2 separate regions of the Mus musculus genome follow, and region 1 is linked to region 2. Evidence: chromatin loops called from intact Hi-C (ENCODE). Cell type or tissue: left cerebral cortex. All regions are shown on one strand. Each heading gives the region's core, and the rest is flanking DNA. Links, peaks and the distances in the headings are about the cores only.

Region 1 (3,788 bases), core at 472-2,971, 130 kb after region 2:
TGTGGTTGGAGTACTGAATGCATACTGCTGTCAAGACTTCCAAGCTCTGTCATAACTTCCTGCCTTTGACCAACTGCTATGAATAGTTTTCTATGGGTCATTATTTGGTGCCTGTGCTCCATATTTTCTGATTGCCCTCTCATATCTACCTTTTGTTTTCCTGCCAGGGAGGTAGAGAGTGGGCAGCTCTTAGATGTTTGGACTGGAGCATCTGCTTGCGCACACCCCGGAGTTCTGGGGCAGAGAACAATGGACGAGCAACTCAATGATAGGAGGGTGGTTATGAGCCAAGGTCTGGCCTCCCTCTGCTACCCTGTTTGAACACAGAGTTCAGGGAGTCTGAATTCCAAGGGGAAAATGAAAATTGGCTGTTAGGTTGTTCTTAAGGAGTATCTGTCAAGGCTGGACGCCAGTACACTGATCAGTTTGCTTGCTTGATTTATAAATTCTGTAACTCTTTACATGACGTGTGAGACCAACGTGTTTACTTTCATGGTATCAGGCCCTGCAGACACTATAGGTGTGTGGGTTGCACTGTTCCCAGTTGCCCCTACTTAGTGGTCATCAGCCTATCTCCTTCCAAAGACTCCCAGGGAAAGAGAGTCATCCCAAGTCCTCAATAAAGCTCTCGGGGACCCCGGCTTCTTTCTGAGATTCCCCTGTCGAGTCCAACTTCTGTCAGATACGACATATGGCAATGGAGAGAGATCTTTCTGGTGCCAGAATGAAGGTTGTTCACAGAGGCTGAGCCTGTGTTTTCTAGTTCAAACCAGAAAAGACTGGGACTGGACCCCATAAAGGACAGAGAACACAGGGCCAGTGTGGTGGGTGGGTGACAGCTCTCCTCATACCATACCACATACCATTCATACCATATCATATCATACCATATACCATACCATATACCATACCATATATCATACCATATACCACACCATATTCTATACCATATACCATACCATACCATGCTCACTGCAGAACTCAGAGAGGATGATTTCTGCTGAAAGCCACATAGCCAGGACTTCCTGGCTATACTCACAGGACCATGGCAGGAACCCAGGGTGTAGCTCCTGCTATCCCTTCTGGGGCAGACAAGGCCTTCAGGAAGCAAGGCCACCTCCATGGGCCTGTGTGGGGAGGCCTGTGGAAAGGAGAGCCCCATGCAGGGCTGGAGGGCACCAACAAAAACGGGGTAGAAGAAGCTGCCCTAAATCCAGCTTGCTCTGCTTGCTGCTGTGCTGACTACCGCTCAACCAATTGCTTGGCTACAACACGACCTGTGCTGCCCATAACTGCTACAGCTCTGAAGGGGGCGGTACCCCTGCAGTCGAGGAGTACCGCAAAGTCACACCATACAACAACCTCACAAAACCACAGAAGATTTGTTAGAAGGGAAAAAACCCAGGAGGGTGGCTGCCTCTGCTTGGGTGAGAAGCAGCAAAGAGCTGAGCAGAAGTCAGGGTTTGAGTAGGGTTTCTTGTGGGGCTGGGGAGGGGGTGGGACTCTTTCCAGGGTAGCCTGTGATTGGAGGGATCATGTGACTTGATCTTGGAGCAGACTCAGGGAATTTGTCTTTTTCCCTATAGTGTGGGGCCTGGCGGGGGAACTCCTGAGGAGGGAGCCTGGGTGCTTGTGCGCCTCTAAGGGTCAGGTCCAGCTCCAGAGGAGGCTAACGGTGGAGCCTGGTAGCCTGAGTTCTCCAGGGGTTGGGCTTACAAAGGGAATCTCTGGAAAGCCACCCCTTCCATTGCTGCTGCTGGCATTGGCATGAGTAGCCAACACTGCCATCTAGCTACTGTTCTTGCTTTTGAGGCCGAGGATATTAGGAGAGGCTCCTGGGTTTTAGGTTTTGCTTTTTGAGACAGTGTTTCACTATATAGTCCAGGCTGTTTTTGAACTTGCAATCCTCTTGTCTCCGCCTTAACAAGTGATGAGATGACAGGCAGGTACCAACACACTCAGCAGTAATTAATCTACAGGGTGTTACATGGGAAAATCCTAGCTGCCACACAGAGGGTTATAGTTATGGACTCTGTAGGGCAGCCCACTCCAGTGCCTTCTGGGTGATGCTTCACCCTGGGTGGTTGCCAGAGGGCTGCAGAGCAATGCAGGTCCTAAGCAAGGGAGCCAGGCCCACCAGCACAGAGCACCCCCATCAGTCTGTCCGCTGCTGCGCTGCCTCCCACACTCCATTTTAGCCCACAATAGGCACTTGTGTGTTCCAAGCTGGTCTGTAGCATCATGCCTGGTTTCATGTAGTGCTCAGAATGGAATCCAAGGCTTTTTGTATACTAGGCAAATAGTACATTCCTGACTCAAGGAAGGATCCTAGCCCAAGAAGCATTTATTTAAAAAAAAAAAAAAATTCAGCCGGGCGGTGGTGGCGCATGCCTTTAATCCCAGCACTCCAGAGGCAGAGGCAGGAGGATTTCTGAGTTCGAGGCCAGCCTGGTCTACAAAGTGAGTTCCAGGACAGCCAGGGCTACACAGAGAAACCCTGTCTCGAAAAAACAAACAATCAAAATCCATATCTTGAGTCCGCAAGTGTGTAGTGCCCTATGAGTTGCAGGTGGTTGTGATCTACCTGATGTGGATGCGGAGCAGTGCGCTTGCGTCATCTGGACAAGCAGCAAGCGCTCAGCTTCTGTGTCACCTCACCAGCGCTGGCCTCTGCTGTCTCTCCGTGTTTGTGAGGATCCCATTCTAGTGCAGTTCTAGTGACCGGACCCTGGACAAGACAGTAAGATCTGGGTCACTCACCCCTTCCCACACCCACAACTTCTGACCTGAACTCTGCACTGTCACACACGTGGCCTCTGGTTCACCCGTTGGTCTCCACTTTTCACCAGAGCCTCAGCGTTCCTACAGTTCCTACCCTCCGGTTGTCATTTCTACTGAGTTGAGTCTCAAGGCTGACGTGTCCGCCGCCTGACAGGAGGTCCTCTCGGGTGCACACAGACACTTGACATCCGATTGGTTATTTCCAAACCATCTACACTCACGTTCCCCTACTCCAAACCTAGCCTCTTTCGACTCTTCCCAGTTCCATAAAAACTCCAGTCTTGCACCCTATCAAACATCCCGGAAGACCCCCATAATTCCTCACTCTCCACTCCACCCTCACCCAGTCAGCGCAAACACACCAGCGACCTTCCCTGGCTCCTCAGACGCAATAGTAGAGTCTTCAGATGGCCAGCAAGCTCATTGCCTGTAGCCCCCTTTCTGCATCCATTAACACCACGCTCCTCTCTGCTCTTTCTACCCGGTTCCGGTCTCCCCGCTGCCCCAGAACCTCTGCTCACGCTGCCTCCTCCAAACACTAACACGTGTCAAGTCAGCCTTTTCTGAGTCCCCGTGATGGGGAGTGGTAGCCTCGCCCGCTGCTCCTCCTCCTCCGCAGCGCAGCTTCTTGGACCAGTTCCACTCAGGACCCCTATTTTCATGTAACCCTGGGTATGTAAATATATAATATAAGTATATGAATTAAATGTTTGCTGATAATTATACATTTATTTTAGAACAACTCTTTTATACACATACATACACTGTTTATTAAAAAAACCCATATGTGAATATTGATGAGATCGATGCCTGTTAATTTTTGGCTGAGTATCTGACACTGCAGAATACAGCATCTTCAGTGTTTTTCAGAATTGATTGATATTTCGATTTCATAATTGTCACTGATAAGAAGACCTCCTTGCATAAATATTCAGTACAAAATGGCAGAAGTATGTTTTAGTACATTTCAGAAGTTTTCAGAAATTCTGTCCTAATCCCAAGCCAAA
Region 2 (3,788 bases), core at 668-3,167:
AATCCTCCCCTTAAACCTTTTGCTTTCAGGCCTCAAGTGTGCCAGACTAGCGCCCTACCACTGTGTGACATCCACAGTCCCATCCTACGTATTTTAATCCTGGATTTGAAAACTTGGTTCCTTTCACTTCTCCAAACCCCACTACATGCACACACCCTAGAATGGGGACAGATTTGTGTTTTTGGTCTCTGTTGTATGCTCCCAGCATATGGCACTGAACTGGGTACCAAGGAGCTCAGCACTTATATGAATAGATGAAGAATATAGGCAATAAACAGAATCGACCGCTCCAGGAGCGCCACTTACACCAGAGTTCTGGGAGGCAACCCGGGAAGTTCAGTAAATTGATTTTGTTATTTAGAATTTCTCGGTGCTCGAACCGGCTGCGGTTGTATTATGTCCTTTGAGACGTGTTTACTTGTGCAGTTTGCGAACCTGACGCACACTTCTGTGCAGGCTGGAAGAGTTCTGTGCAGCCAGCAACAGTTTGCAGGTAAGTCCACATGCTTTCACATCATCAGCAACTCATGCTACTCTGACTGCCCGCGTTCTCTTGAGAAATGTGCACATGGCAATTCAGGTATTTCTTCACTGGCGATTTTCCAGTAAGGAGGATGAGCTCAGCTGTACTGGTGGTAAAGGACGTGCAAAGACCGGGAAACGAATTAACGCTCACTTTTCCAAAAGTATCAACTCCCCACTCTAGATCAAATCCCGCGCTCTTGCAATGCTCAACCTGATTCTACCACCATACCGCCCCCGTCAGATACCTATCTATGGCGGGCGGGGCAGAAAAAGACACGTCCTAGCTTCCTCCGAATCAGTTAAGTTTCGTAGAATTTTGGTTTCCTACATTTCAGCTAACATTAGTGAAAACCGCCGACCACATGACACAGTAGCCACACACGCGGGCAGAAGAGGAAGCAAAACAAGAAGAAAGCCGGCGCTCCAGTAGCCACGTGAGGAACGAGTTCCCGAGCGCCTTCTCTAGTGATGACTTCAATTCCCGGCCTGCCCCGGGGCGGTTACTATCGGAGGACTACAACTCCCAGGGTGCAGTGGACCAGTCCGCCGCAACCTCCCACTCGCCCGCCTGCCGCTTGTCCCGCCCCTCCCCCGCCCCGCCCAGCCGGATCGGCATGCGCCTGCGCAGCGGAGGCCGGAGGAGTCTTACCCTAATGTAAGATGGTGGCCCGTCTAGCCGTGGAACCCACCGAAAGCTGAGAGTCTCTCTCTCAGCCGTAAAGGTCGGACTCACTGAAGCAGTCAGGCCCGGTTCTGAAGAGTTTTTTCGCCGACTCTCGTTCATTGGTCTCCTGTGAGGACTCGGCAACGCGTGGAGTCGGCTAAGAGAAAAGCGAGGCAAGGCAGGCGGGTGAGTGTCTGCGGGGCTGGGCTTAGGGGAAACCCGGCGCTGACCGGCTACGAGAGAGCGGAGGCTTCGCTGGGACTGTGCAGGCCGCACCCCCCTTTCTCCCCACCCCCCCACCCCCGCCCGCCTCGTCTTCACCCTCCTCCTCCTCCTCTGGCTGCCTCCTCCTCCTCTTCTTCCTCCCTCTCCCCTCTACGCCACAGCAGTTATCACCAGGAAAAGGCAGCCGGGTTGGAGGCAGCGCGGCAGCGAGCGCCGGCTCTCCTTGGAGAATTTCTTCAATTGAGAACCCAAGAGGGCTTCTCATCACCAGTTTTCCCCGCATTTTTCTGGCAACAGTATCCTTAGGTCTTGGTCCTCCTGTTTCCCCAGCCTCCTTTCCCCTCTGACGTCCTTTCCTACTGGCCCCGGTCTCCCAAGCCAGAGCCATCATTTCCACTCTGACGGGTGCTGCTGCTCACTGCCCACCCGTCCTGCTTGGTGGGCTTTTTTGCCCCTTTTTGCCCCATCCCTTCCAGAAAGGCTGCTCTGGATCTAGCCTCTGCTCCCCTCTGGTGCTTGCAGTCAGCCCCCAGTCTGTCTGCCAGACCCGAGTTGATTCCGATGTGCAAGTCTCCTTTAACCGCATCTGTCATCTTAAAGCCACCTCGTGAGTATCTAAATCATGTTGCTGCTCCGTTGCTCCGTATAACCCACCTGTTTCTTAACCTACTTGAGAATTGTCGGTTCCTTCCCTCTTTCCAATGCAGACTCTTTGAGCACACACTCCAGGATAGGGGAGATGATGCCCCGTGTTGTTCCTTGAAAAGTAAAGGAAGTTAGGAAGTGAATGAAGTGAGTGGGAGACTATTAACGTTAAGAGAAAAGAGCTTTCTTCGGGCTACTCGGGAAAGGAATGTTTTGCTTTTTTGATCTTTTTGTTGCTCATTTGCTATCCTTTTTTACCCCTCTTTTCATTTTCGACCTTCTCCGTGCTACTCAGCATTCTCCTGAATTGCCATTCCTCAGGACACTTGATGTTGTCTCTGATTATACCCATAAAGATCAGCTTAGAATTTCAAAACCAGGTGAATCTAGCGCGCACACACACACTTCATCCCCGAACACCACATGCAAATAAATACAGATGGTATTTTGATTGTATGTGGGTTACAGATTCCTTTTGTATCAATTATTGGCTCCGTTATATTGATGTTTATGTTAATTGATAACATTTATTTGTGATGGGTGCAAATTTGACTTTTCCCCCCTCTCTTTTGATCTGGGAAATTCCCTCTTTTGACATTTCTAGGATAGGAGTTATCAGAATAAGTTGTATGGAAAAACACATTGGGTATGTATGAAGAGAAGTTGATATTTTGGGGTAAACTTAAATTCCTTTTTTTCCCATAGAAACTATGGGGGCTGAGAAAAGAAGTCACAAAGCTGAGCATACGCATGCTTCAATGGCACTTAGCTGTTATTACCTGTAGTAAGTAAGAGCTAGAAACTGAAGAGCAAGGGGTGGCTTATGGTCTCTACAGTAGAGTGAAAGCAGAATTGAAATGCACTAGTTTGTGTAATCAGGAGTTAGAGTATTTGCTATAATACACCACAGTGACATAAAGAATTACCAGAACAGCAAATAAGATTATATAGGTCAGATAAACACATGTCAAGTTTGAACATAAGACATTGTGTTCTTAATATATATATAAAAATATTTAAAGTCACAATAACAGTCTCATAATGAAGTATGTCGCTTATTGGGGGGAAATAGTAACAACTTAAGTGTAAATACAAACGCAGTTCTTCTAGTTACTTTCACACATTACTGTTATTGTAAATCTTACATATTTCACCTATAAAGCTTGACTATTCTTATATTTGATGTTATATTAAGTTGCTGTGAAAAGTTTTTAAAAATGTAAACTAAGGTTAGAAAAGCTGCTCATAAAGCTTCCTCTCCTTCCTCCTCTTCCTCCTCCTCCTCCCCCTCGGCTGTCTGTCTGTCTGTCTTTCTTTCGTTCGTTCTTTCTTTTGTTCTTTCTCTCTTTCCTTTTTTTTTTTAAGACAGGGTCTTTATGTAGCTCTGACTGACCAGCAATGTAGATCAGGCTAGCCTTGAACTTGAAGACAGTCACCTGACTCTTCATCTTGTCACTCATGGTCAAAGCTCTTTATTTCAGCCACTTAAGCCCCAATTTGGCAAAATGGAATAAATCCCTATTCTTCTAAAAAATTGGAAGCATTTTATATAAGCATCCATTGTTTTTAGTTATACCTTGAAGTTAAAAAGAAAATAATACTTTTCGTTTAGTTTACCAATAACTTGTCTTTAACTCCAAGTAAAAAGTAGATACTGGTGGAAAAGCTTGCCACTTTGAACAATCTTGTCTAGATACTCTTGGCAGTCATACTTGGCTGAATTGTAAGC

The links. A loop is a pair of places that touch in the nucleus more often than their neighbours do. Peaks named below come from ENCODE experiments on the same cell type or tissue, not always from the same donor. Only the 100,000 strongest peaks of a DNase experiment are listed, where the experiment ranks them.
Region 1: it touches region 2 in a loop (6-fold over the local background); 4 of 42 quality-filtered maps call a loop at or near these places.

Annotation. Positions count from the first base shown.
Region 1 is chr6:34,997,161-35,000,948 of GRCm38, reverse strand. No RefSeq gene overlaps it. Among named protein-coding and RNA genes, the nearest start is that of Slc23a4, 21 kb to the right of the region's middle. In left cerebral cortex, for the core only: a CTCF peak has its summit at 1,794; DNase peaks (open chromatin) are centred at 1,772 and 2,084.
Region 2 is chr6:35,131,089-35,134,876 of GRCm38, reverse strand. It overlaps Cnot4 (CCR4-NOT transcription complex, subunit 4), which reads left to right and starts at 1,140. Exons shown (of 12, transcript NM_001164413.1): 1 at 1,140-1,375. It overlaps Gm33046 (a long non-coding RNA gene), which reads right to left and starts at 1,346. Exons shown (of 5, transcript XR_868974.2): 1 at 1,175-1,346; 2 at 307-629. In left cerebral cortex, for the core only: no CTCF peak of the experiment used is centred there; DNase peaks (open chromatin) are centred at 1,068, 1,796 and 1,952; H3K4me3 peaks cover 2,310 bases; H3K27ac peaks cover 1,150 bases.